3 separate regions of the Mus musculus genome follow, and regions 1 and 2 are each linked to region 3. Evidence: chromatin loops called from intact Hi-C (ENCODE). Cell type or tissue: left cerebral cortex. All regions are shown on one strand. Links, peaks and the distances in the headings refer to the core of each region. The heading gives the core; the rest is flanking DNA.

Region 1 (11,166 bases), core at 3,329-8,328, 470 kb after region 3:
TTCAAGGACATAAAGACTTGAGGTGGGCAAAGAGGAGAGTATTGACATGTTTTTTTCAGGGAGGGATTGCAGACGTAGCCTGGATTAGAGCTGGCAGGCTTAAGGGATGCAAATAAATACCATGTGTAGCATAATGAAGTACAAAAGTGTCATCATGAAGCCCATTATTTTACATCATCGATATATAAAAAAAATAAGTATATATACTAAGGGCCAACCAGAGAGCTCAGTGAGTAAGGCCCCTGCTGTCAAGCCTTACTATTGGAGTTCTACCTCTAAGACCCACATGGTGGAAGGAGAGAATCAACTCCCTCAAATCACGCTCCATCCTCTGAATGTGCATCATGATATATGTACAGCTACGGACATATATACATTTGAATTTATATCATTTATTTATTTATATATTTTATATATTCATACACACACACACACACACACACCGTCAGGGGCCAGCTCACCTTCTCCCCGTCATCAGGGTCAGCTCTATTGTGCTGCCCAGGTGAGGTACAGGTTCCTGCTCTTTCATGCATCAGATCCCCTGGAACTAGAGTTGTAGATGGTTGTGAGCCACGGTCTGGATGCTCGGAACTGACTTATTCCTCTGGAATAGTAGGCATTGAGCCATCCATCCCTCTAGCCCCTCCATTCACTTTAAAGAAAGACTTTCAGAGGTGTGAAAAGAGGCATGTACAAAGGTTTTTACTGCAGAACATTTAATATCCATAATGCAATGTGGAGAAATAAGTTGCTAAAGAATCTTACAGTGCATTTATCTAGAGAGATGGCTCGGTTGGTCAAGTGCCTGTTTCACAAGCCTGAGGACATGAGTTCAGAGCCCCAACAGCCTGAGCCACGTGAGGTATCACACATTTGCAATCCTAGAACTATAACTGGGGGAGTAGGGGAAAAACAGAAGGATACAGAGCCCTTGCTGGCCAGCCCTCAATTGGTAAGTTCTAAGTTCAATGAGAGACATTATCTCAAAAAAAGCAAGGTAGAAGGTACTTGGGGAAAACCTGACAGCATCTGCACACACACACACACACACACACACACACACACACACACACACACACAGAATATTGAGACTATCATGGCCCTCTTTATGTTAACAAAGAAACAGTAACAGAAAAAGAACTATACTTCTATACTTCTGGGCCATGCATTGGTACATAAGTACATTCAGCTGTCAGGAGAGCAAACAGCCTGTTTACTGTGGTTACTCATACAGAGGGAAAGCAGTGGAGACACAAGTGAGTCTGTTTCTACAACTTTGGCATTATTTCTCTAGAAGGTTGTGTGAGGAATTAGAGATGACTGTTTGGTTTATAGCTGAGGAGACAATATTTTTCCAACAGATCAGGATCTGGCTGGGGCTATGTAGAGAACTACAGAACATGTCCTTCAAACACAATGGTACACATAGAGGCTTTGCACCTGAAGCACCACTGTAGTCCCTAAAAGGGGCACTTGCTCCCAGAAGGAATATTACAACATCAACCAGGACTAATAAGAAGAATGCCAACAACAAACTGTCCACCTTACTGGGGCTTTATCAGAGCTGCCAGCACTTAGAGAGCTCTTGCAGTAGCAGGATGAAAACATAATCCCCAAATGCTATGGACAGTAGATGCCACAGCTCAGATATTCAACCCTAATGTCCAAGATGAATTGATCACTATCCAGGAATATTCTAGCTAGTTTTCATGACAAAGTCAAATCAAAATTGGGCAGGCCCAATGTATTCTTCACCCTTTTCTTTACAGCCATTACAACACATATGTGAAACTCATTTCTTTACCAAACAGGATTTCAAAACTCATGGAAAATGAAGACAGTTTAACTGGAAGCACACATTTGAGTGACTGCTAAAACTCCACTAAGGGACTGAAATTTAATATATTTCCAAAAGAGATCGCTTTCCATCAAAAATCAGTGGTATTTTCTAAAATAATAGTTAGGGAACTGAAGACATCTAATTAAAAGCTTTCTCCTAAGCCTCAGCTAAGTTTCAGTAAGTAATTAGGAGGAGCAATCCCTGTCAAATTCCGAACATTTGTTAGTAACACACTACCCTGGAATGAGATAATGAAACTTAAGCCTGTCTTGGTTAGGGTTTTACTGCTGTGAACAGACACCATGACCAAGGCAACTCTTATAAGGACAACATTTAATTGGGGCTGGCTTACAGGTTCAGAGGTTCAGTCCATTATCAAGGCAGGAACATGACAGCATTCAGGCAGGCATGGTGCAGGAAGAGCTGAGAGTTCTGTCTTCATCTGAAGGCTGCTAGCAGAATACTGACTTCCAGGCAGCTAGAAGTAGGATCTTAAAGCCCATGCCCACAGTAACATACCTACTCCAACAAGGCCACACCTCCAAATAGGAGATGGCCCAGGTGACTCCCTGGGCCAAACATATACAAACCATCACAAAGACCAATGAGCCCAATGCTCTGCTGTCTGCATTTGTCCTTGGTGGTGAACGATCAAACAGTAAAAGCACAATCTCACTTACACACAGCTCTTTCTTCCTTTCCCACAGCATACCTTTCATAAGAAAGTGAGAATCACTTCTCTTATATGCCATGGTCTTATTCCTGTTCTGTTCCTTAGTGATTTCAAATTATTCCTGGATCATGTAGGAATTCCAAATGAAATAAGCTGTAGTTTAGGCTATTATACACACACAGTCTAAGGAGGGAATTTCCTAATCACAAATGAAATATGTGATAAATGTCTTCAATAATAAGAAATTGCCTCCTGTACAAGAAAATTTGGGTAAAAATACACAAACAGCAGACAAATGTGTGGAAGTGATTTTAAGGAAGTTTTGTATTTTTCAATAGGTGCCAGACCACTTCATTGAACTGCTAGATTAATTTACCTCTGATGGTTTCTGTTCTAAGAATTAAAGAAACTGGATTTCCAAAATCAAACCCACAAAAAAACAAAATCTGTATTTGTTATCACTAAGTTCTGATCTGAAACATCAAATATGAACATTTAACCCAGAAGTTGCTGCTACCAGTGTAACACGTTAAGATACACAAATGTGCACTGGATAGAGGACAATACGTGGTACATTTGGGAAGCATAGAGTGCTAACATCAACCTTCTAAGACTAAAGGAACTTTTTTCAAATGAAATATACATTTATAGCCCATTTTCACATCTTCTAAATTCCATAGTGAGAGAAGATGTAGTGCAAGGAAGAAGTGCTCAGTTTGGAGCCCTAATCTTGGCTGTCAGTTACAAGCTGAACTTATTTCTCGTCCCCAGTTTCCTCCTATGTGAAATTATGAGGTAGGCGTTCACGCCCAATGCTTGAGTTTGCTCTGCTTTACAAGGTCAATGTCTCCTGGAATGTGGCAGCAATGTTCTTGTAGTTTCTACATGAGAGTGGAAATGGACACTTCCTGGAGATGGTTTGAAATAGCTCTCTTTAGGACCCCAGGCATCCACACCATCATATTCACACAGCATTCAAATCAGCTCACATAAATGGCTTACAGGGATATATAATTATTGAATAATAGGCCTTGGAGTATTCTGTTGGATATAAAATTGCCATAAATTAACACTGTTTGCTCTATTTTTCTTATCTGTCAAAAGAGTACATTCCTCTAAACTGAGCCCAAACCAACCAGCATATCTCCAAAGTATTTGAAGCAATGCTGCTGGTCTTCACCATCTCAGGGTACAAAATGAAAAAGAAACACAGTTGAGTGACTTTGCTCACAGGACACTCCCACATAGGTATCAACATGAAGGCAAAATAGATGAATAGGACATGCTTTGCCAAATTTAAACTTTTTGTACATCAAAAGACATAATTAACAGAGTAAATAGGCTGCTAAAGAATGGGAGAGAAATTAAAAGTCACAAACCCGAGAATAGATTAAGCCAGAACACACAGAGCACAGACAGCTTCAACTTAACCAAAATATCCAACAACCCAGTGAGGAACTAGAGCAGGGAGTTGAACACATGCTTTTCTGATGATGGCCTACAAGTGACCAGAGCATTTGACCTGATGCTCAGGGTTCCTATGCTGGCAAGGGTTTGTCAACTCAACACAAACTAGGAAGGTATTACATCAATTGCAAAAATGCCCCAACCAGATTGGCCTGTGGTCAAGTCTACATGGGGCATTTTATTGATTAATGATTGATGTGGGAGGGATCAGCTCACTGTGGGTGGTACCAACCTAGGTCTTGGATTGTGTAAGAAAGCAGGCTGAGCAAGCCTTGGGGAGCAGGCCAGCAAATGGTGTTCTTCCAAGGTCTCTGCTTCGGTACCTGCCTCCAGGTTCCTATCTTCAGCTTCCCTGGATGAGGGGTTGCTACTTGTAAGCTGAAATAAATCCCTGCTTCCCCAGGTTGCCTTTTGCTCATGGTTTTATCACAGGAGCAGCAGGGAGACTTGGGCAATCACTCTCCTCAGATAACGCTCATCGAAGTTGCCGTGAGCTCTCTCCTCATGTTCTTTAGGTTGGCTAGTATTACAGTGACTTCTCCTAAAGCCACACACCCCCACACAAATAAACACATAAAACAACTAAACCAAAAGGAGAGAAACAAGGAAAATCAACAGATAAGCAAATAAAAACAAGCCGCTAGGACTTCTCTGGGACACAATACAGAGGATGCTCAAAGGCAGAACAACCAAGGGGCCCTGCAGTCACACTTCCCGACATGTTACTGTAAAGATCATTTCCTTTACAGGAAAAGGAGAAGTATAATAACAACGAAAATTTGCTTATATTCTACCGTTTACTCGGCTTAACAAAGTTAGCCTGTGATATTACAAAGATTTTGGTTCATATCACAGTAGAATTGATTGTATATGCTGATTTCAAGAAAACTTCGGGCTATCACACACGAAAGGAGATGGTAGAAGTAGCCTGATTTTGAGAGACATTTCTAACAGGGTCTCATCTTTGGCATACTAATATATGGGACCAGATAATTCTTTGTTATAGGTGGTACTCCCCAATATTCCAGGGTGTCTAAGAGAACTCTCTAACAATTTAGTAGATGGCACACTCCTTCAAGTTGCAAAAACCAAGCCTGTTTCCAGACATTGTCAAATATCCACTGTGGGCAAAATTAACCCCAGACTAGTGAATATGAAGCTGTGGGTGGTTTGACAAAATGGTAGGATCAAACGACAGAGGTTCTGTCCGAAGTTAAATAGTACATAGGAGCTAAGCTCTGATACGCAAGCTAAAGAACGTAAATCATGAAAGACATTATTCTGCTAGTATAAAACATGGGCTAGTAGGAACAAAACTCAATAAAATAAATTAACAATCAAAAAAGTTGGTGCTCGCCCACCTATGTAAATGCTGGTTGGAGCAAGAAGGGAAGGCACAAAAAAAAAATTCTTCAAAATGGTGAGCGCAATGTTGCTAGAAAGAACGAAGATTCTAAAAATATTGCATGACAGTTTTTCCTTTCTTTTTATGAGTGCTCAAGGAAATAAAGCCATAGTTACATTTGCTGTTTTCCTCTTTTAGACTACCATCTGGCCAGCCACACTTTCACTAGAAAAAGGCAATGGTACTAAAATAGTTAATGTACCACCCCATGTGTCACGAATGTGCCAGAGAGTTTACAGTTTGCTCCGTTATGCCCTGCAAAGAAAGGCACTAATGTCCTCAAATGACAGAAAATAGATGACTCAGAGCCTTGGGGGAAACACGGTCAAAAAGGGGAAAGGCACAATAAAAAAAAATCATATCATACAAGAGATAAAGTAATGAATCAAAGTCACTTATTAGACATGAACTCTCCCCCAAGCATCTGAAAGCAGTTTTTTTCCTTTCTAACCAAACACAGCAAAACTCAAATAAAAATAGTCAGTGATTATTTATTTATTTATTTATTTATTTATTTATTTATGCTTCCCAAGCATTTAAGAATGAGTGACTTGGTTGATAAAGTCCCTCTGCACTTCAGGTCACCAGATTCAGAAAACACTGGGTATGATAGTGTGCATCTATAATCTCAGAGCTCCTACCGCAAGACAAGAGCAGGGTTAAGAAACTGCGAGGAGCTCAATGGCCAGCTGGTCTGGCATATACAATGGCAAGACAAGCAGAGACCCTGCCTCAAAGAAGGAGTAGTGTGGTGAGACTAGATACCCAAGGCTATCCTCTTTTACGCATGTGCCAATGGCATACTCTCACAGACACACACACACAAAGATTTAAAACAAAGAGTGAGTACAGTAACAGGAAAAGCTCTCTACATTCTTCTAAGGTCCACAATAAAGGCAGTATAAAGATGCTTCATATAAGGAATATAAAATTTATCTATGTAACTGACCCAGTCCTTAGTACTCAAAACTAATCAAAAGAAAACTGAGCTGGGTGTGGTAGTGCATGCTGTAAACTCAGCATTCAGGAGGAATAGGCGAGAACCTGAGTTCCAAGTCAGCCTTGGCTTTGAGAGACCCTGTCTAAGGCAAACAAACAAACAAACAAACAAACAAAACAAAACAAAACAAAACAAAACAAAACAAAACCATCAAACAGAAAAATGAAAAATAAACCAGCAGCTGGCCTATCCTTCTTCCTTTTCTCTCTCTGATCCACAGGCAGGCAGGCTATGTATAAAGACTGCTTTGAGCTCTTTCCCAAGCCAGGAAGGCAGAACAGAGAGGTAGGCCTGGCTACAAGAGGGCTCAATCTTAGACAGGGATTTTAATCAAACCTTCAAACATTTGGGAAGAGAAAAGCCATGAAAAGAGGTACCAAACTCACATTCTCTTCTCAAAGAAAGAAAGAGAGAGAGAGAGAGAGAGAGAGAGAGAGAGAGAGAGAGAGGAAGGAAGGGAGGGAGGGAGGGAGGGAGGGAGGAAGGAAGGAAGGAAGGAAGGAAGGAAGGAAGGAAGGAAGGAAGGAAGGAAGGAAGGAAGGAAGAAAGTAAAAGCTAACATTGAAAGCAAAAGTAAACTGAGAAAACAGGAAGCTTTAAGGAGGGTATCATATCCTTCGGAGGAGGCATGACATGACAAAATTTTATGTACAATTTCCCATTCCAATACACTAATATGCAATTCTAGACAACCAAGGAGATTATCCTAGTGCATTTTCAGGGTTGGTGAGAGAGCCCAGTGAATAAGTTGACTTGCTGCTAAGCCTGAGAGCCTGAATTCAATCGCCAGGACATATGGAGGAAGAGAACTGACTCCCAGAGGTTGCCTCTGATTTCCACTCATGCACTGTGGCATAAGGACGATCTATTGAGCCTTTAGTGTTTAGATGGTATCATGTGGGCAAAAATCTAAATGTCAGTCCTGATAAAATTATGGAAATGGGCAAGACAGAAAACTCTAGGTCAGAATATAATTTTGCAGTGCCATTCCACAAAAGAATTGGATTATCCATTGAAAACTGTTAACTGTGCAAACATATTGAGTCAACAACTGCACCTCTTTAAACCCTTCTTATTAAAAACAAAGTACACATAACCAGAAAACAACCCGCAATAGTGTAGAGTGCTACATAAATTATAACAACAAAAGCAAGAATGCAAATATCCACCCATGAGAAAAAAAAAAATGGTTTCATCATTTACCTTATCTTTTTCATACAATCCGATACCCTGACATGGAAGACCTTTCTATGAAAGGGTTTTATTCACGTTAAGTGTGAAAGACTTATTCATATCCTCCAAACCATGTCCACGCAAGATGAATACAAGCAGGGACTGAACATCAATACTGCTTTTACTCATGGAGAGGGAGATGTTTCATAGTTTATACATATTCAACTTTCAGTTCATTTGAATCTTATATCTTACTCATGGAGAGGGAGATAACTTTCATAGTTTATACATATCCAACTTTCAGTTCATTTGAATCTTATATCTTACTCATGGAGAGGGAGATAAGTTTCATAGTTTATACATATTCAACTTTCAGTTCATTTGAATCTTATATGATCTGTGCTGCTTGGACAATTAAAACATAGCACTGATTCTAAAAACTGTCTTATTTACTACCCAGAAAGAAAATAAAAAAAAAACCTGGGATCTTTCTGTTCCTAGCCCACATCTGATCAAGCTCATCAGGGAGAACAAGGATAAACCTCCAACTGTCCAGCTAGAATACTTGATGTCTCCTGCTTTGTGGACTGTCAATCCTCAGACTTAGGTTTCTGCTTCACTTTCTCCACATTTCCATTTACCGCCATCTTAACTGAAGAACCTTCTTGTTTTTCAGGACAGACCTACAACCTGCCATCTACCTCATTTACTCACTTCTCTCTCCTTTATCTGCTACATCCTGGAATTCTGATCGGAATAGCACCTACTCCGCAAAGCTGCTTTAGCCTTAAGTGAGCTAGAAGCTCAGGCATGCACAGAAATCATAAAAATCTTCTAATGTTTTATATGGTTTTGTTTTTGTCTGCTTCCTCATGTTACTGAGGCAGTTGCAAGGCATGGATTCATCACTCACTGCTGTATCCTGAGAGCCTGCAAAGAACTTCAGACAGAGCGACAGAGCTCACAGTTGTTGCAGCCTGACTTAGCACCACAGCCATATGTACTGACAGCTGAGATTGTAATAAAAAGGCGAATTATTTACAGGAAAAGCAAGTTCACTACATATTGGTGGGAATCACCCATAATAACTCGATCTACTTGCAAAGCATATTATTTAGCAATGTGACTCCTAACAGCATCAAGTAGCATTTAACTAACATTGAATTCCTGGTGCCCACATGGTGATCGCAGCTGAAATGCAACGTGGAACAGAAAACCAAAAGCACAACTTACTCTTTATTCCTGCTTTTGATACAGGGCTGGTAGAGGACTTTGATGGCATTCCAGGCAGAGCCAGAGCCAGCTTCCAAGGAACTTTCCAACAGCGGGAACTTCCTGCTACAACTGGAACTTCTCAGAGGTTCGATCACCAAACTGTCTGAGTTCAAAACCCAGAGCTAAAGGATGGGAAGAGAAGTTCACAGAGGAGAATATTGCTATTCCATCTATATTGTATACCATCACCTCAAAAACAAACAAATAAACAAACAAACAAAAAACACAGGAAGCAACAGGAAAACATAGGTAGATAATGTATAAGCAAGGTACACTTTTAAATTTTACTCTTATTTTACTTTATGTAGTATTTGGGAGAGTAACGATATAATTTTTTTTAAATGATTAGGAAAAAGGCATCTATATAAATGGCAATGCTATAATTAATCTGAAATATTTGGAGCTCCCAGACATCAGTGAGGGGTCAAACAATGTAAGCAAAGACAGGCAAAGAGCAGAAAGAGAACAATAAAAATGTCCACGTGACTAATGTGGAGGAAGGTACATTGATGGGTTTCTAGGACACTCAACAGACAGAGCAAGGCGCTAACAGTAGTAGAACTTCCAGAGCAAGGCAAGGCAAAGCCTGTCGTTCAGGGTCAAGTCTCTGCAGAAGGGAGAACTGTAAGCCACAGGCATTCAACAGTTAGCAGCTGGGAGTGGGTGAACCGGCCTGATCAATGGACTGTGTGGGCCACAAGAATGTCCACCAGAAGAGACAAGTGAGTACAACTTTTATGTAGGGGGTAGATATCTGAACTTAAAATATACATATTCTAATACCATATTAAGCTATAAAGTCCTCTTCTAAAGAAGTAAAAAATTCATGTGCAGTGATTATTTTCTTGTAGCACTGCCTTTAGTAGCCACACAGTAGCATTGTAATCATTAAAGAATAGAATCCAACCTACATTTATACCAACAAGAAACAATCCTCACTGTTACTAAAACTCTTACTGAAACGCTAACCATGTAAGACTTGCTAACCATGTAAGACTTGCTAACCATGTAAGACTGTTTCATTTTTTCCACTAATAAACACCTGTGAGAATTCTTAGAAATGGTTGTATATGGACAGAAAATACATGATCTACGTATATCTATATAAGACTGTTACAATGATGGCCTTTGGAAAACATGACAGAATGAGGCTTGAGAAGTGGACAGGATAGGGGGAAAGCACTTTAGGTTCATCATATTGTCTAAACATATTTCAAAAATATATCCTACCAAAATAAGAAAAACAAAACGTTAATGTAAGAAAACTGAAAAATGATATTTCACCTAGAAAATCACCCAGGACAAGAAAACTAAGGCTAGGAACACGGTTCAAGCCATGAATTGTTTGATATGCAAGGCTGAGCACCCAAGTTTGATCCCCAGAGCCCATGTGAAAACCTGGGGCTGGCAGCATGTAGCTCTCAGGCAGAGACAGGTGGATTCCTGGGGCTCACTGGCAACTTCAATAGAATTAGCTGAGCTTCAGGCTTGGTGAGAGACTATCTCAAAAAAAAAAAAAAAAAAAAAAAGGAGGAGGAGGGGAGGAGCAGTTGAGGAAGATCTATACATCGACCCATGGTCTCCAACTACGTGTGTGCTCACACACACGTGCACACATAAAGGAAACAAACAAACAATAATTTCAAACTACAATACCACTATCCATTGGCTATTACTCTGTGAATATCCTAAAGACATTCTAATTCAACGCTGATCACCTAGTAAAGCACTCTGTATGGATTAACTAGTTGAAGAAAAGAGATGCAGAAGAAGGTATGGTCCAGGCTGTTTGGGTTTCCAAGGAAAGCAAAATTTCCTTGTGCAGAGCATCATTCTAAACAGAGGTGGGATGACTCTGGAGCCTGCAGGACATGGAGAGTGTAGATGCACCAAAGCCAGCATCTTCTTCCAAACCTGCTACAATTTCTCAAATGCCAAGCTGTCAGAGGCAGTCTGAAGCAGGAGTTACATAACGTTTTAATGCAAGAAGTAACAAATACAAAGAGACATGAGAATGCTACAGAGATGTGACACCTTCAGAAGAGCCATTACCAAGAGCGAAAAATAAAAAACAAAAAACAACAAAAAACAACAAACAAACAAACAAAAACACCTCACATCATTTTTAGTATGAGCTTCTAAAGAACAAATATTGGGGTTTCTTTCTGACTGCACCCCTAAAGAACCTAGGATGCACGGGCACCCAGTTATATGGTACTAAATGAAGTAAGCTTGATTCATGGGTTAACTGATATTAAACCGTTCTATGGTCATTTAATTTCCAGACTTGAGAGGTAAGAAAATAGAATGATGTGAACTAGCAGAATTTCTGA
Region 2 (11,166 bases), core at 2,081-7,080, 260 kb after region 3:
GTGCGATGGTACACACATTTAATCCCAGCACTTGGGGGGCAGAGGCAGGCAGATTTCTGAGTTCGATTCCAGCCTGGTCTACAAAGTGAGATCCAGGACAGCCAGGGCTACACAGAGAAACCCTGTCTCAAAAAAAAACAAGAAAGAAAGAAAGAAAGAAAGAAAGAAAGAAAGAAAGAAAGAAAGAAAGAAAGGGAGAGAGAGAGAGAGAGAGAGAGAGAGAGAGAGAGAGAGGGAGGGAGGGAGGGAGGGAGGGAGGGAGGGAGGAAGGGAGGAAGGGAGGAAGGGAGGAAGGGAGGAAGGGAGGAAGGGAGGAAGGGAGGAAGGGAGGAAGGGAGGAAGGGAGGAAAGGAGGAAAGAAGGAAAGAAGGAAAGAAGGAAAGAAGGAAAGAAAGGGAAAGAGAAAAGAAAGAAAAGCACTGATAGGTTAGGAATGGAAAAACCTGCAGTGACTTTCAGGGGGACATTCCAGAGGCCATTCCCCTTCATGGGAGAAGAGAGAAAGCAAGTGCTGTCTGCATGTGACTCCAGCTTTGCCAAATTCATGGCTGCTGATTCAGTGTTTTTGCTTCTTTAAAGAAATAGTTGCAGTAGCTCCTATATTTAACAAGCCAGCCAGCTTGTGCTTAATGCTTTATAAATACAAAATAAGGATACATTTTTTAGACAACAACAAAAAAGCCCACACAGTAATACTAAACAGTGCTGAGAAAGCACCATGATTTGGAACAATATGTTTGATGTATAAGGGGTTTTCTGCGTTTTGTTTGGATAGCTGTTACCTTAGAACTTAATCAAGTGGACCCTCCTCTCTTTTAGAACCCCCATGAGTTCTTAAAGTAGGGTGTTCTATATCCTGACTTATCTTGTTGTCACCCTGAGAATGCAATGTCACCTGCACAGGATCACTGGGCCACTTCACCCAGAGTAATATTTTCTCCCTATAATAATATGGCTTTAATTACAAATAGTGTTATGGTATAGAAGATTATAATGTACAAGCTCTCAGAGTCTTGAGTCTGCTACCTAAATCACATCATAATAAAACCATATAGCAGCTGTATTTGCATCCTGGCTCTACAACTTACAAACTATGTATTATACATATAACATTCATTCCCATAGGCTTGTTTACTAGTTATAAACTGGAGATAATCATATACGGTATATTATATATAATTATATATATATATATATCAAAGTGTTATAAGGACTGGATAGTATGGCATGCATAAAGGTTCAAGGCATATACTGGATATGGTGATGCAAGTCTTTAATTCCATCCAGAACTTGGGAGGCAGAGGCTGGAAAATATCTGTGAGTTCAAGACCATCCTGTTCTACACAGAGAGTACCAGGACAGCCAGGGAACACATAGTGAGACCCTGTATATCTTGCCCCACAAAAGGCTCAGCCCATAGCCTAGAGCAGTGGCTCTCAACCTATGAACTGAGACCCCTTTGGGGGATGCATATCAGATATCCTGCATATCAAATATTTATAATATGATTCATGATAATAGCAAAGCTACAATTATAAAAAATAACAACAAAATAATTTTATGGTTGGGGTCACCACAACATGAGGAACTGTATTAAAGGGTTGCAAAATTAGGAAGGATGAAAACCACTAGTCTATTCACATTATTAGAGTTCTGTAACGGTAGCTTAATCTGAAAAATTTTAGATGTTTTAAAAGTATGAGTATATGTGAGCATTTGCACAAATGCAATGCCTTGAGGAGGCCAAAGAGTGTGTAGGCCAAATACTCATTCTACCTGAAGCTAAACATGTTCAGTCCTTGAAGGTAAGTACACACAGCTTATGGTCCCTTGTTGCCCATCCCAAATCCTCAGAGCCACAGTCTGGAAAGATGTGAGCTTCCTAACATCAAAGTGATCCCTCCTCTAGAAGATCTCATTCCTGAAAGTTAAGAATCACAGATGTTTGGAAAGTATCAGCATACAACAACACAACAACGGTGTCTTAGTTAGGGTTTCTTGGCTGTGATAAAACACCATGACCAAAATCAACTTGGGAAGGTAAGGATTAATTTCACTTCACAGCTTTCAAATTCATCATGAAGGAAAGCCAGGGCAGGAACCTGGAGGCAGGAACTAGAGCAGAGGCTATGGAGGAGTACTGCTTACTGACTTGCTCTTCATGGCTTGCTCAGCCTGTTTTCTTATAGTACTCAGGACCACCAGCCCAGAGATGTCACTGCCCACAATGAGCTGGATCCTCCCATATCAGTTATTAACCAAGAAAATGTCCTACAGGTTTGCCCACGGGCTGATCTGGTGGGGACATTTTGTCAATTAAGGATTTCTTTTCCAAAATGACTTTAGCCTGTGTCAAATTAATATAAAACTAGCTAGCATGGACAGGGTTGTTTTGTTTTGTTTTTTAGAGAGCAGTCGTTGCTAAGGGGAAGTTTTATATTAAAGCAGAGCTTCTATAAGAACAGTGAAGATTGTGAATAGGCAGTGATGGGGGTGCATGGGCTGAGAACGGTCTCAGGCAGCTTCCTCTCTCCCTCATGATGCACCTTCTTTACAAGCCACACACAGTTCCCAGAAATCCCCTAGGGTGGTTGGAGAACTTCCTAGTGAAAGGGTCGCATAAGCCTTTCCATTTCAGGACAGGACATCTGTTAATAATAACCTATTCTAGCCCCATGGCTGTCCAGCTGGCTCTTTCATCAACATTAGATACCAACAGAGACTTTGGTAATGGTAGACTTGTTTATAACTACTGAGAAGTCACAACCAAGCTGGTACCCACAAGCTTACCTCACTCGCATCCTTGGGATCTTGTTTTGGTAAATTACTAAAGCTCAAAGTGGAAACTGTTAGCCAGCCTGACAGTCTTTAGCTTTACTGCAAAGGGTATATGTGGAAATCTCACCAGGTGCCTCTGAACTGAAGCAAAGACAAAGAGGGCTACAAAACTCTGAAGGTCTAAATCCGTCTTGTGGTTAACACCTCATTTCAGACATCTTCCCACAGACTGTGCAGAGAGCTACAACTCATCGGATTCTAAATCGGGCAGAGCAGGCATAATGACATTGGAGTATCATAGACAAGGTCTTGCCCTGGTGTCAAGTTTACTTCGCTCTCCCAAGCGGAAGGAATAAAGAAAGTACTGTGCTTTAACTTGGGGGCTATATATACACCTTCGTAATTACAGATGTGAAACCATCTTCCTTTGTACGGAACTTCTGGCTAGAACCATAGTTTTAAGGCTCTAGATAATAGCCTTCCAGAAGCTATTTGTATTTCTCTTCAGAGTGACTGTCAGTGGCATCTTTGCTTGCAGAAATGTACTCTACAAAGTTAGATAAGACTAGTGCATTTCTGAAAGCAAAAGGACTTTCAGTCCGGTTGGAAGGAGACAAAATGGTCATGTCAAGCATTTCCCACAGCACCACACATAACAAGGAAAACATCATAACCATGAAGTGGAAACAACTACACAGAACTTTGCAACTGCAGCTCTTCTATAAAATAATAGTAGTGTTATTCTCATTCATAAGTTAATTTCCAGGAGAAATGTATTTTGTGTATGACTATGTGCGTGTGTGTGTGTGTGTGTGTGTGTGTGTGTGTGTTCATGGAAGGATGCATGTATGCATGTGAAAGTGGGTAGACATGCACATGTGTGTTTTAGCCAGAAGTCAGCTTCAAGTGTAATTTCTCAAGAGACATTGTTTTGGGGGTGTTGCTGTAGCTTTTTATTTATTTATTTGGGAGCAAGAGTTGCATGTGTGCTATATAGCTGATGTGTGGAGATTAGAAGACAACACTATGGAGTCACTTCTCTCCTTCCATAAACACATGGATACTTGGGGTCAAACCCAAATCATGAGGTTCTTGTGGCAAGCACTTTTACCCATTAAAATGTATTGGCACAACTGTACACCTTGTTTTTTGAAACCGAGTCTCTCCCTGGGACCTAGGGTTTTCTGATTAGCATAAGCTAGCTTTCCAATTAGCCTAAGCTATATGGCCACCAAGTCCTAGGGATCCACTTGTCTCTGCTTTTCCAATACTGAGATTACAAGCTTTTTACATAGTGTTGGGGGTTGGACTTTGGTCCTCAGGTTTGTACAGCCAACATTTTCCTGACCGAGCCATCTCCCCAGCATGCAAGCCTTATTTTCAAAGGCAAGTGTTAATTCTGTCCAAGCTGTACTCTTCCCTACGTAGGCTATATTCTCCACTGGCACAGCTTGCTTCAATCTCTTGCAAATGGTCCCTTGCAAATCAATGAGTGGTTTCTAATCTAATAAAGTCATGTCAGCCTAAGTTTGATTTACTCTGATCATCTGTGCCCTTTACATCCGAACGCTCAAACTGGAGAGATTTATTTAATCCTAGACTCTGTGTTTGCTCTTGGAGAGATGCAAGAAAAAAAAAATCCTGAAAGGATCATGTTTTGCTAGTCGTGAACCAGAGAGAAACAGAATGTGTGGGTCTAGGAGACACTGAGAAAGCTAACTTAAAAACAGAGCCTGCTGCTCAGCCTTCTGGTTGAAGACTGGAAAGTGCCAATGTTCTGGTCTGAATGGGTGGCTGAGTTTCACAGATATCCATGCTGTTGTGGGATTAGTCACAAAATGGGAAAACTGTAAACCACTGAAATACAAGCAAATTAAAACAATTAAAAAAATAGTGTAATTTAATGCAGCACACAGACAAAATACTGTTTCCCTGCCAATGGTCATAGATTATATTTTGACTGTAGTTGAACCATTTAGGGATCTTTTTAATTAAAATATAACTATATCCCTTTTCCCTTCCCCATCCTTTCTTCCATACCCTACCAGTCCCCTCACCACCAACTTCCTCTCAAATTGATCGCCACTTTTTTTAAGGCATGAAAGATACAAGATTAAATACCAAGTATTTGTATCAACTACTCTTGCTCCTTTTCTGTGACTGACTAGTGTGGTGGGAAAGTCATTAGGTTGTTTTAAATAAAACTACTACACTCCCCATAAGGAAAAAAATTTGCTGGGGAGTGATGGTGCACACTTTAAATCTCAGCACTCAGGAGACAGAGGCAGGTAAATATGAATTCAAGGACAGTCAGGTCTACAAAGTGAGTTCCAGGACAGCCGAGGATACACAAAGAAACCCTGTCTCTAAAAACAACCACAACAACAAATCAGTAGAAAGTCCACAGGAACAAAGACCAGATGGGCAACTACAAAGAAAAGGAAACAGAATTTCAAAACCATATTTCCCAATGCAACTCCAAGATCTAGGTCAACTAATATAAAAAACAGAGATGAGACCTGGAACATTCATCAAAGTAATTAATATGAAACTGAGTGCTGAACAGCTGAGCCAAGTTGGTCCCTTGCAATTTCCAGAGTTATAATGACTGACTTTAAAACTGACAAAAGTCCCAAATGTTTCGTGGAGAAAGACAACCTGATTCTGACTGAAGAAATAGGAATTAGACTCTGATAGCGGATCCTTTAAGGTGCATCTATTTCCTCTGGATTGAAGCCTTCCCCCTGGAGGAAGCAGAGGAGGCTTGTATGACTCCAGAAGCTAAGGAAACTTACAAGACTCAGGAAGCTTGGGAAACTGACAGGACTCAAGCACTCAGGAAGTTGCAGGATTTACAAGGCCCCACCCCCCACATAACTTAATCTGAGGTGAAGGTGGGTAGATGCTGGGAAGAGAAGCCTTCTGTGAAATTGCCTGACACCTTTGTGGGGAGCTTTTAGTTTCATGATCTGTTGATCTGTGTCCCATGGTGGTTTTCTGTAATGGTCTCCATTTGCTGTACAGACAAGCTTCCTTCATGAGGGGTGATAGCTTATCTATGGGGTATAAAGATAAGATCTAGAATGCAGTAAAGCATTATATTAGTCTAGTAAGTTGACAGATTCTTCTTCAAAGGTTCATACCTTCACTAACCCTAGGAAGCTGGTTAGGTTTCTAGTAGCAGGCATGATTTCCCTCCTGTTAAGTAGACCTTAAGTCCAATTGGACAACTATTGGTTGCCACAGACATTTGGTTGCCATTACTACAAAGATGATCTTTTAGCATAACTTGCCGTACTGGAAATGTGATGGTTTATAGATGTCGCAGCTGAGAAGACTGTTCAATTGCTTCCTTCCCTTGGCAGTTGTCACTGCATGTTCTGGAGCCATGAAATTAGACCACTGGAAAGAGGCTTTCAGGTCAGATTCTGTTCAAGTCATTCAACTCATATGACTTGAACAGAATCAGCAATAGGAACCCACCCTCAGGCCCTAAGAGGCAACCCCTGGCTACATTGTTATTACTTGCTTTGAGAGTCACTTGGACTACCATAACCAGTCATTTAAAAGGTTTCTCGTACCTGCGTGCCTGTTACTTGAGTCGTTGTTTGTTTATAGTGGTTTTTGAGAGCATTGACAACCCAAGTGTCTTAACTCCTTTAAAGTATAAGTGTATATGCACATCTGTGTGTGCGTGCATGTGTTTGTTTGTGTGTGTGTGTGTGTGTGTGTGTGTGTGTGTGTGTGTGTGGTGTGTGTGTGTGTGTGTGTATGTGTGTGTGTGTGTATGGTCAATTGTTGGCATTAATTACTTGGTCAGTGGAGTCCTATTCAGGAAGTCCTCTCCAAAACCTATACCATGTAGGTTACTGCCTGTATTTTTTTCCTATCAATTTTAGTGTTTCAAGGCTCTGATTCACTTGGATCTAATTTTTTTCTCTATGTGGGCATCCTGTTTGCCCAGCAATATTTGCTGAAGATACTGCCTTTTCTTCAGTGTATGTCTTTTGCTTCTTTGTCAAATATTGGGTGACTGTAAATATAAGTACTCATGTTTGGGTCTCCCACTTTATTCCATTGGTTTACTATTTTTATGCCAACATCATACTGTTTTTATTAATATAGCTCTATAATATATTTTTAAGTCTCAAATAACACTCCCTCCAGGATTCTTTTTGCTCAGGATTGCTTCTGGCATTTCATCTAAGATATGACATATAATGCTATGAATAATGCCACATACATAACTGCTATAGTCATCCAGAACTAAAAGTCCAGATAATCACAACATAGGAAATTGCTAGGGAGAAGACATGTGTGGAGGTGTGCATGCAGCTCACGTGTCTGGAGGTCAAGGGATGACTTGTGGAAATTGGCTATCTCCTTTCACTATGTGGATTCCAGGACTCACACCATTAGGCTTGATGGCAAGCCTTTACCTACAAAACAATCTCACTGTCCAAGAATATCTTTTTAAAAAATTTCTTGGCTCGACTAAGTGACAAATACCTTTAAATCCAGCACTGAAGAAGCAGAGGCAGGTGGGTTTCTTTGAGTTTAAGGCCAGTATGGTCTACGTAGGCAGCTTGAAGCTATTAGGACTAAAATGACACCATGTCTCAAATTTTTAACTGTCATTTTGAGTAAATAAGCATATTTCATATTTGCAGTCTTAACCATAAAATGACAGTTACCCAAAATGACAGTTAAATTTATACATTGTTTGAATGGAGGAACAAAATTTTGCTTAGAGAAGTGATAAAGATCAGTAGGTAATGCCTAACATACTAATGGGAGGGAGGGAGGAACGGAGGCAGGGAGGGAGGGAGGGAGGGAGGGAGGGAGGGAGGGAGGGAGGGAGGAGAGGAAGGGAGGGAGGGATAGCAAAGTGTTTAATAAGCCTTGCAGAGCTGTTTGACTTTTTCAAAAGAACTCAGCAACCACAACTTGATGGAACTCATGCTAACTGTGCTAAAAATACATTTCCAAAGACTCACATCTATCTACTGTGAAGCAGGAACACCAGGCACGGTGCATCAACAGCTCTGCACACCAGAACACAGAGTTCCAGCACTCTAGCCAAGGAATTGGAACCCTCATCTCAGAGTTGCATACCTGCTAAACAATCAACGTAAGAATTGAGATATTTTTAACTATGTATGGATTCAGAAAGTTTCCATGTGTTCATCTCATGTGAAAATTACTTCCCTGAAATGTTTTCAGAAAAGCAGTAACGGAATGTGAAGAGGGATATGACGTGAATTAGAAGGAACCATGGCAACCAAGCATCGCCTACAAGGAGAACAGAAATCTGAAGCTGCAATTCCTCCCAGCACTTAAATTTCAAGCAGTATTAAAGTCCTTTGTTTCAGAAAAAAAATCTGATTTTGGCAATAAAAAAAAATACTTAATATTATAAATGTTTTTATTTGGCTTCAAAACTATAGACTCCATCTGCAGATATACACAGAAATACTGAATCATAATTCAAGATCATATTGTTACTAATTATTAACTTTGATCATAAAAATATGTTTGTGTGTGGTATATGCAATCATGTGCACGGGCATGTGGACCAGAGGAAGATGCTAGGGGCCAGCTCCATCACTGCCTGCCTCACTCTTCTGAGACAGGGTCTCTCACTGAACCTGGAGCCAGGCTGGCAGCCAGTAACCTCCAGCACTGTGCTTGGATTACAGCTGTGTGCATGGCCAGGACAAGCTTTTCATGTAGGTATTGCTGATTTGAACTCTGGTCTTCCTGCTTCCTGTGATGGCCAATCATGGTTGTCCACTTGACCTCATCTGGAATCAAATAAAACCCATGAGTTTTGCAACCAGAGAGTTTAAAGAAGGAAGACACATCCTATATCTGGACCATACCTTCCGACGAAAGCCTACATAAAGAGACTTGGAGGAAGGAAGCTTTGATTTTTTTTTCTTGCTTGCCCTCATTCTCTCTGGAAGTTCATCAGTCCTGCTGCTTAGACTGACCTTAAGTCCAACTTCTTCAACATTCTAGCCTAGACTGAAGACCAGCTGCTCTCCAAGAGTGCTACAGGACTCCAGCACTCAATTGAACTGAGATATCCAGCCTCGTGAACTGAATAGCTATTGGACTTTCTGCCTTTCCATCATGAGACAGCCATTGATGGGTTACATAGACCTCATCCAGTGAGCCAGTCTAGTATATGTGTGTGTGTGTGTGTGTGTGTGTGTGTGTGTGTGTGTGTGTGTGTGTATTATGTGTGTGTGAATATATATATATACTATCTGCCCTGTCCCTTAGAGAACCCTGCCTTATCAAGGGCTCTTGGCCACTGAGCCATCTCCCCACCCCCAAAACATTTTTGAAGCAGGAAATAGAGGGAATTGTGGTTGTGGCACAGAATGCAATAAGTTCTAAATTCTTTACCTTTAACATTAAGAATTCAAAGGGAATCATTCAGATTGTGCATAATAAATCAGGCACCGTAATATTTTATTTAGATTACAAAGGGAAGTGCAAAGAAAAAGAAAAGTGGTTAAAAGTGAGACTAATTTTTCCTTTGGAAAATGGAATCAGGAGTTCAGAGAAAAGACAGCTATTGTTTTTCATGACAGATCATTTTTCTTATGATTTGGATACTTTTACTGTCTCTAAATAAAACTTCATAGTACATCAAGATACATTATGTATCTGGCTCTACATTGAATATTGGCTACCCATTGGAAAATAACTTCTAAAGCAAAATAAACAGGCATCGGCACAAAAGTATATTAGGACTCTTGTACTGACTAGGACCTAAAAATAGGCCTCTGACTGGAGAATAACAGCATGTACTATGATCGGGTTTGCGCTAACTATTACATATATACAGATATAGGAATTGTGGTTCTATGTTACCATTTATATAGAAAGACCAATAGAATTGAGTGGTTACACGGCAAACTTGGAGTTGGTAGCAATGATGGAAGAGACAGGTTTTTATTCCATATTTGTTTGACAAGTCTTCATTTTAATTAGTGTACATTAATAATGCATCTTTGGTTTCACTGTATTTTTATATGCATATAGTTATTCTATTTACTTCCCTTTCTTTCTCGTGTTCTCTTCCCCTGAACTATGTCTTCTTCCCATACAATCACCTCTCTGTTTCCATGTTGCCTTTTTGTGGTAGGTTTTGGTGATCCATTAAATTTTGTTAGCATTTCTTAGCAGAATCTGAGGGATTATTTACAGGAACATAGACTCGCTACCAGATTTACAGCACTAAAGAAGATGTCTCTTTGTTCATTTGTGACCATTAATTGTTTATAGACTCTCTGGGAGGGGATGAGCCTTGTGAGTACTTCCCCCAAGCTACCACTATCTCCTCGTTAGTCCTCAGGGAGGAGCAGGGCTACATGAACCCTTCTTGTGTTGGAATTACAAGTACTGTGAGATCAAGATGGCAATGGTGATGTGAACAGTGCTCCACCTCACTCCAACCCTTGCTCTAGCCATCACCTCCTTTTGATGCCATCTTCTGTAATGTCTTCTGAGTTTTGGAAGGGGTGCTATAGATGTCCCGTTTATGAATGATCATGCCACAGTCCCTCATTCCCAACACTTTGAGATCTATAGGAATCCCTTGCCACCAGTCCAGGTCGTCTAGCATCTTCTCATTTCAATAGCAAGTGATTAGGGTATTCTTCAAGATAACCAGGAGTCGCATGAAGTCACTGAAGTTTAAACTGGCACAAAGCACAGTTATGATGTAACCCTCCTACTCCAGCCAGTGTTGATTCCAAAGTAGCCGTGTCTCAAGGACTTGTGTACAGCCTTATCTTACAGAGGCTTATTTTGTCAACTGAGGCTCCCTCCTTTTTTGATGATCATAGCTTGTGTCAAGTTGACATAAAACTAGCCCCACAACATGCACACATGTGCAGACAATATGGAAATGTACACATGCATACACAAACACACAGATTGAAGCCCCTCTGTATTTATTGAAATGAGCTAAATATTCGTAGCAACACAAAATCTGCACTTGAATGTTTAAAGAAGCTTTATTCATAATTACATAAGCTTGGCAGCAATCAAGATTTTTTTTCAGTAGGTGCAAAGATAAACAAACTGCGATGTATCCCAATCATGAAATACTATTCAATGATAACAAGAAATGACTTCTACTATGGATGCTAAGAAGCCATAGGCAGATGATCTCCCAATCAGATTCCTGAAGGGTGGCCTGTGTTCCAGCAATAGAAGCAACACCTTAAATATATTAGAAATCCAAATTCTCAGGCACCTCCCAGACCTGCTAGTCTGGTGAGGGCTAGCGAGCGTTTCTGCTTTAACCAGCCCCCAAGGTGGTTGTGACGATTGAACAACCTCAGCTCTAAGCCAATGGGTCTACTCTTC
Region 3 (11,166 bases), core at 3,859-8,858:
TTACACAACTGTAAAATAGGATCTTTGGGAAAATGATTATCTATCTTGCCTAAAAAACTGCATCTTAAAACTGCCCAGTCATCTACAGTGGCAGATAACACTTCAACTTGTCTACTATCATATGGTACAATAATTTCATCAGGAGGGGTGCCAAAATGCTGCACGCATTGCTGTAAACCCAACAATGCCAATTGGGCAACCGAGGCAGGATAATAGGATAACACTTTGGTGGGGGAAACTTTAGGATGGATCCATAATAAAGGAGCCCGTTGCCAAAGGGCTCCAGTAGGTTGATTTTCTGATGGCAAAATACATAATGATGTAGGAAGATCAACCTCTCTCCTCTTTAAAGCAGCAATTTGAATAGCCTTCTCTACTAACTTTAAGGCTTCCCTTCCTTCTTCTGTAAGAACTCTCTCTGAATCCAGGGCTGTCGCTCCTGGCAAGATGTCATAAAGAGGTTGCAATTGCTTATTTGTTAGACCCAGATAAGGCTTAACCCATTGAATGTCTCCTAGCAACTTTTGAAAAATCATTTAAAGTCCTTAGGTGATCAGTTCTAATTTGAATCATTTGTGGAGTTATATATCTTTCTGTTATTTTGCTTCCCAAATAATGGATGACCTTGCCCTTCTGCACCTTTTCAGAGGCTACAACCAATTGCTTTTCTTTTAATTTTTGGATAACTTTAATTGTCTCACTCCGCGAACCTCAATAGTCCCTAATCCAGGAACCTAATAGTCTCTAACCGAGAACTTGAATTGTCCTACTTACCTGGGAGCTTTCCAGCCGGTTACCCTGACCTCTTGAAGTTCTGGACCCACAGCGCTCTCTCGAAGCAGAAGTCCCCTTACAGGCCACCACTTGTCGCATCCACCCTGACCAGCAGGAAAGACACAACACCACGTTGTCCTTCTTCAAGCAGGTTTATTCAGGAACACTTAGCATTGCAATGCAGGAACAGGAATCCCTCAGGCAACTCGGGGGCGTGCCTTCCTACTGACTCCTCCCAATCACCCCAGTCATGTAATGGCAGTCCATAGGTTCACAGCAAGTGAAGACACCTCAGGCAAGCTGACGAGGCATGGCATCTGCGCAGTGCAGGTGGCTGGGATGTGGCTAAGTCTGAGATAATGAGGAAGTCAGGCACAGGTCATAAGACCTGGCAGCCGTCCTGGGCATCATCTTGGGGCAGCGGCCCCTCCTCGGGCAGCACCCGCTCCTCACAGAACTTTGGCAAACTAAGGAAAAATGTGAGTGTGTGAGACAGTACGATTTCCCATCCATGGGACTGGAATATTTATGCATATTCATTTTTTTGCTTTTTTATAGCAAGTATTTTATTATAATTTTATTCTTAAGAATTTCATATGTATACACAATGAAACATGATCATATCTACCCTCATTTTCTTCCTCCAGCTCCTCCCATATCATCCCAACATGTTCCTTACTCTACTTTATTTAAACAATTTTTCTAAGTGTATGACTGTGTGTGTGTGTGTGTGTGTTCAAGTGCCCAAGGAGGCCAGAGGCATTGGGTCCCCTGGAAATGATGTTACAGGTGGATGTGAATCACTTGATATGGGTTCTATGTATTCTTAACTGTTGAGCTATCTCTCAGCCGTACCCCTACACAATGACAATCCATTAAATTCAATCAGTGATGCCCACAAAAGCAGGAGTGTGGGGCTGTCCACTGAAGAATAGAAAAACTACCAGTGGGAACACCTTCATAAAAGAATGTTTCTCCCTCCCCCAGAACCTATTAACTGACCAAGGTCTTTAGTTAATGGTAGAACCTGTACAGAAGCCCCCTCATCTATGCTGGAATCTTGACTGGCTTGGTTTGGTGGATGTTTTTAGCTGGTAAGCACATATTCACATTCAACCTTACCAGGAAAGAAATGACCTCATGTGGCCACGAAGCAAGCAAGTGGTTCTGCATCACATCCCAGGAGCTGAAGAAGCTGAGATTGTCAGTGTAGCTTTGGACTCACATAGGCTTCTGGAACTCGTCTGAATGTCCTGTTCAGGTATCAGCGGTGGCAGATGGTGAAGTCTGTTTTGTCAAGGCTCTTAGGAGCTTGTGGGACTACACAATTTTCTGAAGAAAAAGCCTGCCACATCTGTTCATCTTACTTGTTAAAACATGTTCAACTTTTGTTGGCTCTGAACAGGATAGCATTCTTGAATGTGTCTGAGGACAAAACAATTGGTCACCATTCCCCCCCCCCCCCCCGTTTTTTAACAAGCATTGTTTCAGATAATCTAGGAAATACTTAAAGTTCAATATAAAAAAAATTAAATGACATAACCCAGCAACAAATAGGATCGTTTCCATGCCAGCAACTCTGTACTTATTAGTGTGATGTGCTTATGACTTGAACAGGACAGGACTCGACATTATAATCTAGTAGTTCTCAGATAAATGGGCCAGCACATGTCTTTCCCCATGTAGTGGTTGCTTCTAGTGTCTGTCAATGGTGTTGAAAGATTAAAAGGTGAATAAAAATCACTCTGCAATTACTAACCACATTGTACATGTCCAACTCAACATTTGGTTCCAAGAATGAGAGAGACACAAGTCTGTATTAACATCTGCACACACAAAATGTATGAAAATACTATAGGAAAATGCTCTGCATGATGCAACAATCTTACTACGGTAATAAGCTAAAATGTTATTATCTAGTAAAGACAAGGAGAAATGAGCATTAGCATTCTAAAGTAGTCATAGTTTTTATGTTTTTTTTTTTTTTTGGTTTTGTTTTTGGATATTTTACTTACATTTCAAATGTCATCCCCTTTTCTGGTTTCTCCTCTGGAAATCCCCTATTCCATTACCACCTATCTACTCTTACCTCCTCGCCCTGGCATTTCTCTTCACTGGGGCATTGAGCCTTCACAGGACCAAGGGCCTCTCCTCCCATTGATGTCCGACAAGGCCATCCTCTGCTACATATGCGGTAGGAGCCATGGATCCCTCCATGTCTACTCTTTGTTTTTTAATGCTTAAAAATGGAGGAGCTGGAGAGATGGCTTGGTGGTGAAGAGCATTTACGGCTTTAGCAGCATATTGGGGTTCAGGTACCAGCATCCACATGGTAGTTCACCACCACCTGTAACTTCAGTCCCAGGGGTTCAGAAGAGGTTCTGGCCTCCAGAGTCTCCTGCGTGCATGTGGTACACAGATACTCATGCAAGCATGTGCACACACATATATACAAAGATGGTCTTTTAGAAAGCTTAGTGGACAATGCCTCAAAGCATTTGCAGAAGATAGTCAAGGGTAAGGCACCTGGCTACACTCTTCGCAGACGATCTGCCTTTCCTTCAAATGTCTCCACTCTCATAGCAGTGAAAAGAGCTCAGTCAGTGAAGTACTTGCTCTGGAAACATGAGACCTCAAACTCAATCCTCAGTAGGCCACATAAAAGTCCAGGGAAATGAAAACAAAAATATCCTTCAGGTTCACTGGGTATCCAAGCTATCAAATCGTCATGCTCAAGCTGGTGAGACATCCTAGCCCTCAAACAAGGTGTATGGCTTACAGGGAAGAACATCAAGGTTGACTTGGTCTTTCCATGCATGCTCATACACAGGCAGGCACAACCCTACTTCCTCCCCATGAACATACATAGGCACATTTGTACATACTCATGCAAAAATATTTATCCTTCAGGGTATCAAAGTATTTTCACTCTACAATTGTTTGTAACTTTATTTTGTAAATTACAACCATGAATATCATTGCTCTAGTTAAATAAACTTTAACAATCATCTTGGTCCTTTATACTTTGTGTCTTTATATTAAACAGTATACTAAATCTTGTTTATAGTTACTTGTGAAGTAAAGAATTTCTTCACAAAAGACACATTGTTATCATTTGATGTCAATATCATAATAGATCATGCAGGTTCCACAAGATAATTATTTCACTAATTTTATATGTAATTGTCAACTGCTTTCAGTCCTGATAACAAAATGCCTAAAGCCAGGTGATTTGTAAGGAACAAAGGTTCTGTTTGGTTCAGGGTTTTGGAGGCTGGGAAGTCAAAGATCATGGAGCTGGTACTTGCCAGGCCTCATGTTGCTTCATCTCATAATGGGAAGCTGAGAGTCCTTCGTGTGCATAGAAAAGAGAGGAGAAGAGGGATCCAAGGCACTGCTGCCCTCAGAATCCTCTCATATAATAAAGTCCTTGGCTATGAAGGTGATCACATACAAACCATTCGTGGCCACAGCAATAACCACTGTGAAATCATGATGGCTCAAAGGACAAAAAAGACAAAGATAAGATAATACTTGATGAGAAGAAAAACACAGCCCTTAAGTTATTAAAGTAGACTCCTCATTCATTGGACAACAAACCTTTCATAGGCAATATAGTCTATATTCATACACACACACGCGCGCGCAAACACACACATACATATATCTGCATTGCACAGTTTTACTGACCAAAATCAAATGTATGATAATTAAATCTGATATTTTGAAAACCACATTTCAATCATGGTATCTTCAAGGAGAAGAGGCAGAAACTGTTACATGGTATCTAAGAAATGAGGAACTAAATTCTTAAAATATTAAAATTGACGGATTGGAGGACAGGCCTAGAGTTGTTTAGAGTGAGTGTTTACAGAATGAAAGGGGGGAGGGGACATGGTTAGTAACTTGCGAGGACCTTCCAGCTCAGACCAGGACTGGTTTAGGTCATGAAGAAGTCTAATTCCTCTCACTTCTACCAAACATGAATACCAAAGTGTGCTCAGTTGATAAAAACTGGTCAGAAATGCTAAGAACAGCCAACTAACTTCCTAAGTGGCAATTAGTCTGTGTGGGATTTGCATACATGATGGGAGGTTAGGTAGGCATTTGCAGCCTTCCTTTGGGGGCTCTGGGTCTCAGACTATGTTAGGGAGCCTATGACCCAGAGAACTGTCATTTGGGCAGTGTGGAAGGAGAAAGGACTTCTATTGCAGCAAAATACAATAGCCATCGTGCCTCAGAAGCAGATAGGAAATTCAGCACATTTAGTTTCTGCTTTCTACGTAGGTCATTTCTCCTAAAAATATGTTTCTTCTTTGATATGAGCCCTTTTATAGAAACAAGAAACAAAATTTTATCACAAACCATTTATGAACCCTGAAAACCTTTCCCCGGAACAAAGGTATTTAAATAATTTCACTGATTGTTTCTTGTGGCCTCTTTTTCTTATAATAATCAGTGGTGATTTCTGATCCCAACTATTAAAGTGGCAATACACTTTAATACATAACATGGTTGGGATCCAAGTTGATTTCACAGACAAGGATCAGAATGTTGACGTGAAGCTATTGTGAGCATCAGAAAACCTTTCTTCTTAGTACTTCACGAGCTAAGCCATCAGTGCTTTCTGTGGCAAAGACAGATGTTATAAAATCTGTATGAAATTCGAATTCTTGGATTCTAGACTGACAATCTGACCTTTCTTTATGCATTAAGCTTCAAATCCTCATAAGAGGGTTTTTTTTTTTTTTAAGTTGTATGATCTTGGTTTTTCTTTCTTAAAATTGAGAGAAACAATCCATGGCAATCAAACATGGTTAGAGGATTCACCAGGTCCTGGAGCTGGAGCAACAATTGTGGTTGGTTCTTTTCTAATCCTAACACAGGCTATTTCTAAAGCAGCCCAGTCCTTTTCATAACAACATCCAGAGTTCCAAGCTTGAAACCCAAACCCTTATTAGTAGCCAGCTATTTCAAACCTGCCTTGTTCCTAAAAGTTGCAGTATGTGTGTGGCTGTGGATGAGCCCACCCAAGGACACTTCAACCCTAGAAATGTCCTTAAGCATGGCCACCATAGTGTTGGCTTGAGTTTGGAAAGTCTCAGGGGTAGGAGTCAACTGGAACTAGAGAAAGGGAGAATAGCACCTCTGTCTCGATTCTAGACACAGCTTTTGTCCCGAGAGATCTTTTTATACAGGCCATATGTAAACCCCAATGTCGGTCACCCTTAGGCCTCATTCTTCTTTGGGATGGTAAATGGTCTATGTCAACTTGTCTGGAATTGAGTGTCCAGATCTTGTTAAACCACCACACTTTGGTAAGCAGACTACCCTCTCTACTGTGATGGGGCCTCTCCCCATCAGTAAACAGCCTCAATAGAAAAGAAAAGAAAAGAAAAGAAAAGAAAAGAAAAGAAAAGAAAAGAAAACAAAACAAAACAAAACAAAACAAAACAAAACCATCTTTAAAGTAGTCCCAGACCCAGCCTGCCTCTGAGCCAGAACAACTGCACTAGCCTGGGCCTCCAGGATGCCGGGACACCCACAGATGTCGGACTTGCCAAACACTCAAACTGTGAACCAAAATCTTAAAATAAGTCTCTCTCCGACTCCCACCCTTGTTTCCGTCTGTGCCACTCCCATCTGTTTCCATGGAGAACCTAGCTAATAGACTCACTTACTCACACAATCTCATCACGATGTAGAGTTGATCTCAGTCTGAGGCAGCGGAGTTCAGCCACAGCAGCCTGCGCCCTAATGAAGGCGTCAGACTCTTCAAAGTCTTTGCTTTGAAAACTACGGGTTAGTTCAAGAATGTTCCAAACTAGCGAGAAACTCCTGCCAGCTGTAATTCAATACTTAAACAATGGAAAGCTGGAAGGTGGAGCTAGCCTTGGGAGCCAGGCTGAAAGCTAGTTCTAAGCATCTCTGAGCCCATTGTGCAATGCTGGCAGCAGGCGAAAGTGGGTACTGCAGTTAGTCAACCATGTTCCTGTTGATAGCTGTGGATCATTCCTTCCTGTTTGCTGGACTATTCAATACACGAGTCCCTTCTAGTTGTGGGGTCTGCTACATCTGTTTTGTTTGTACATCATTCCTTTGTTCTCCACACTCACGTGACCCACACGCGTCTGCCTTAGTATATGGGTTGAGTGAATCTTCCTTAGTCCCTAAGTTTCATTGGTAGTCTTCACCTGGAGGAGATCTCCCAATTCAGCAGGCTTAGGTACATTTCCTGGTCTGGTCCAAGACTACAGGTGCCACTCCTCTGTGCTATTCATTAGCAGTGCAGACAGGGCAAGCCAGCAGAATATAGGCAAACACTTCTCACCTTTTCAGCTAATTTCTCACAAATGTTTTCTACAGCTCAGCTTGCCTTCCTACAAGATGTGATAAGAAACATGTTTGCTTGTTTGTTTTTTTACACTTCACAGTACACATAAATAAACACATCTGTCAGTGTTAAAATATTTGTTGGGTGACCATTTGAAGAGACTAAAAAAGACTTTAAAGAGAGTATCATACACCTAGGGACAAAACTTGCAATAGAATCTGAAAAAGTGAATTAAAAGGAGATAAGGGAGGTGTATATGGAAGGGTTTTTTTTTGGGGGGGGGGAATGTAACTAAAGTATAATCTCAATTTTTTAAACAAAAATCTGAATTCAGATATAAAATGGATATTTCTGCTTCTAGAGTTTAAAAGTGTGTGCTTATGTGGTGTGTCCAGTATGTATGATACACATAGGTAAAATTAGGCAACCTTGGTAACTAACATACCACATACGCTCATGAAATATGTTACCTGTGATTCTTTCATCCAAACTAGTATGGTTGGTCTTTACTGGATGACTTCCAGGATATTGATACTTTAAAAGCTTTATTTCATTAACAATTATCAATATGGAAGATGTTCAATCTCTTGGTTCATCTTCCTAACCAAAAGGTTAATCCTGGCTGATACCTCTTGGGTGATAAATAATGAAGTTTCACTTTATATTACACCATAAAATAGAGTTCAGATTATTTCAACAGGTCAAAGTTTGTTGTAAGTATGGAAAGGAAAGAAATATCTAACAAAGCTCTGAGAATTTCTAAATACATATTTCTAAGTTAAAGTAGAAAACCATCCCAATTGAATTAGAAAAAAATGTTTAATATTTAATGTGTCAGTTTTTAAAAGTCAACCAAATCTTAAAAATAAGCAACAAACTAGAACAATATCATTTTTTTTTACTGACTACTACAGAAAATTACTGGCTTTTACAAATAAATATTTCACAGAATATGCAACATGAACTTCAGTTCGCGTTACAGACTAACCTGGGTGGTAGTAATTACTGGCTCTTGACTTTGGGCTCCTGAAATTGTGGCTCCCGAGTCAGTAACTTTTGTCTTGTTTGTTCTCTATTGTGCTACCAGTTCAGAGAACAATTTCTGTTATATATTATTCATATAGATCAAGAAATATTTTAGGTGAATTAACAGACTAACAAAAATCTAAGATAAAATAATAGCTACACAATTAATTTTGAACCAACATGAAAAAGTACTTAATCTCTTTATCTCAAGTAAATTAATAGTAGCACACAAACTACCTCCCCCCCCCCCCCTTCCTCATGGGATTCCTGCAGTACCCATTAGATGTGCTAACCCACCACAGTGAAATGACTACTTCACACATTGCCACTGGCAGTTTGGATCTGTGTAAGCCTTTTGAAAAAGTAGAACATGAAAAAGAATCAAGACCAGGGAGGCTGGAGAGATGCTCCAGTGGCTAAAAGCAGTTGTTGGTCTTGCAGACAGCTCACATTTGTTTGCTAGCACTTGTGTTGGGTAGATCATAATCACTTAGATCTCCAGTTCCGGGATATCTGACCCCCTCTTCTGGACTCTGGGGGCACTGCATATGTGATAGTGCACATACATTCATGTAGGCAAAACAGTCATACATATAAATGAAAATAAAATAAACTTTAAAATATGATCCTGAAAAAGTCCTATCCTATGGAATTCTAACTTTTATGACATGTATAATAAAAAATAGTCCTGAACATGAAAATTATTTATCCTTTAAGTTATGAGGTATCACATTATTTATGTAGAATAAAGCAAGAACTATCTAAATTCAGAAATGTAAACTATAGATGAAATGTTTCAAAATCATTAATAACTATATTTTAAAAATTATAATCATATAACATTGGGGGAAAGAATATACATTTTTATAAATGTATACATTTTCATATAGAAATCCTATACATATTGGTAGTTATACTTTTGTGGTGATTACTATCTTCAGAGTAGCTTTATAAGAAAAGACTCGGAGGCTGGGGAAATGGCTCAGTAAATGAAGTATTTTTCATACAAATGTGGTAACTGGAGTTTAGTCCCCTGTACCTACAGATATGCTAAGATACAGACAGGTGATCGACAGAGCAAGCTGAACAGCTGAACTTGCTAAGTTGGTGGCTTCCGGATTCAGTGAGAGCTGCGGCTGTTTTATAAGATGAAGTGAAATTGAGGAAGATACATCAACCATGAGCCTCTATATGCACACATACACGAGCTCCACATATGAACACGTATATACAGACCAAAAAGGGAAATACTGAAGTTATTATAAGTTATTTCATTTGAGGTTATATTAACTGTTTCTAACTTAGGCTCACTTCTTAACATTACAGATTTTTCTATAATGAAAATGTACTCATTTAAAAATGGAAATATACTATTATTTTTAGCATCTACTATTCACAAAATGTATGGCTAGGTCTACTTATAGAACACATCTAGCTGCCCAACAAGCTTATAGTTTCTTAGGAAATCATTTCGTTCTTGTTGTTGCTGCTGCTGTTAATTAATACAAGTTTTAGCTTTATATCTTATTGCTGTGACAGAATACCCCAATAAAAGCAATTTGCTGAGTAAGCGGTTTACTCTGGCTTATAGTTTGAGGGGACCATTCCACCATGACAGGGAAGGCTTGTTGGCAGAACCCAAAGGCCAGCAGATACAGAAAGCAGAGCTAGAACAGGAAGTGAGGTCAACCTCAAAGCCCTCAATGTCTGCCCAAAGTAACCTACTTCCTCCAGTGTCATCTCCTAAAAGTTCTACAACCCTCCCAGAGCCACCATGCAGGGAGCAAGCGTTCATATATATGAACTTAAGGGGAACATGTCACAATCAAACTGCAACAACATACACAATCTCTTAAGTTTTGTACCAATATGTATAAGCCTATCTAAAAAAATCATGGAAGACATTAATACTGGTTTAGAAGGATTTTAATTTTTTTCCTAAAACTATTACATTTTTATGAAGTTTTTATAACTTCTGAACATCATATATTGTTTCATTTTACATTGTTTTATTTCACGTATAAAAATGTCCCCTCCCGAAAGGTAAGCTGTGAAGGGATTGTTGTCACTGCTGTTTATTTTTAACTACAAGTCACCAAATTGAAACTTTTCATAAAATCTGGAAGTGAATTCTCAATATTCCAGGTTTGGCTTCAAAGATTCCCATATTATATTTTGTTCTTGTTGCTTGCTTGTTTTTAATATATAAGTGTTTGCCTATATATCTGTCTGTCTGTATATATGTATGTGTAGGCTTATACTTTTCAAAACCTACTTTTAATAAGGGTATTTAAATGCTTTAACCTATCTTCTAGCCAACCACCCACTAGAGGTAGTGGAAAGGAAAGGTTAATAGGCAAAGAGGATGTGAACCTGTTTAGAGATAGTTCTTTGGAATCTGTCAGAATATCAACAGTCCAGCTCGCGTGAATCGCAGCAGCTTGATCCGCTTGCAAACACCATTCACAAATCAACAATGGCAGTTAGATCCAGAAAAAACCCACAAGGCTCTGCCAATCCACTTGAGTCTGTGGAAGTGCCAAGATGCAGCTGGAACATGATCAGAAGTTCTTTGGTGGCATTTCTCTCTATGAAGTCATGACAAATGATGACCAGCAAAGAGTGGCAAGGTGAACCAATACCACAAAGTTCCGTCCACTGTCTGTTGGGTAATATTTGTACCCTTTCCAAACATCAAGTGTCTATTCTAGCAAATCGTCACATACCTCTTTTGCCATGTGTCTCCTCCAGCAAAAACATCCTCCCATAAGACAGTTTCCGGGAAAAGATCACATGACACAACCGAGTCTATAAAGAAACCAGAAATTTCCACTTCATTCATGTAGTATGTAGGTACGTGTGTATGTCTGTTTACCACATGTATGCCTGATTCCTGTAGAGGCGTCAAGAAGGTGTCATATCCTCTGCTACTGGAGTTATGCATGGTCATGAGTCACTATCTGGGTGCTAGGAATCAGATCTAGGTCCACTACAAGAGCAACAAATACCTTGACCTTTGAGCCATCTCTCTA

The links. Peaks named below come from ENCODE experiments on the same cell type or tissue, not always from the same donor. Only the 100,000 strongest peaks of a DNase experiment are listed, where the experiment ranks them.
Region 1: a loop joins it to region 3, with 2.2 times the contacts of the local background. A loop is called at or near these places in 2 of 42 quality-filtered maps.
Region 2: it touches region 3 in a loop (2.4-fold over the local background); 2 of 42 quality-filtered maps call a loop at or near these places.

The regions. Positions count from the first base shown.
Region 1 is chr9:86,414,050-86,425,215 of GRCm38, forward strand. It overlaps Ube2cbp (ubiquitin-conjugating enzyme E2C binding protein), which reads right to left. Exons shown (of 10, transcript NM_027394.2): 8 at 8,792-8,955. Among named protein-coding and RNA genes, the nearest start is that of Ube2cbp, 45 kb to the right of the region's middle. In left cerebral cortex, for the core only: no CTCF peak of the experiment used is centred there; DNase peaks (open chromatin) are centred at 3,333, 5,488 and 6,018.
Region 2 is chr9:86,200,733-86,211,898 of GRCm38, forward strand. No RefSeq gene overlaps it. Among named protein-coding and RNA genes, the nearest start is that of Ube2cbp, 260 kb to the right of the region's middle. In left cerebral cortex, for the core only: no CTCF peak of the experiment used is centred there; DNase peaks (open chromatin) are centred at 2,970 and 4,479; H3K27ac peaks cover 23 bases.
Region 3 is chr9:85,942,282-85,953,447 of GRCm38, forward strand. No RefSeq gene overlaps it. Among named protein-coding and RNA genes, the nearest start is that of Tpbg, 110 kb to the left of the region's middle. In left cerebral cortex, for the core only: CTCF peaks have their summits at 6,724 and 8,601; a DNase peak (open chromatin) is centred at 6,383.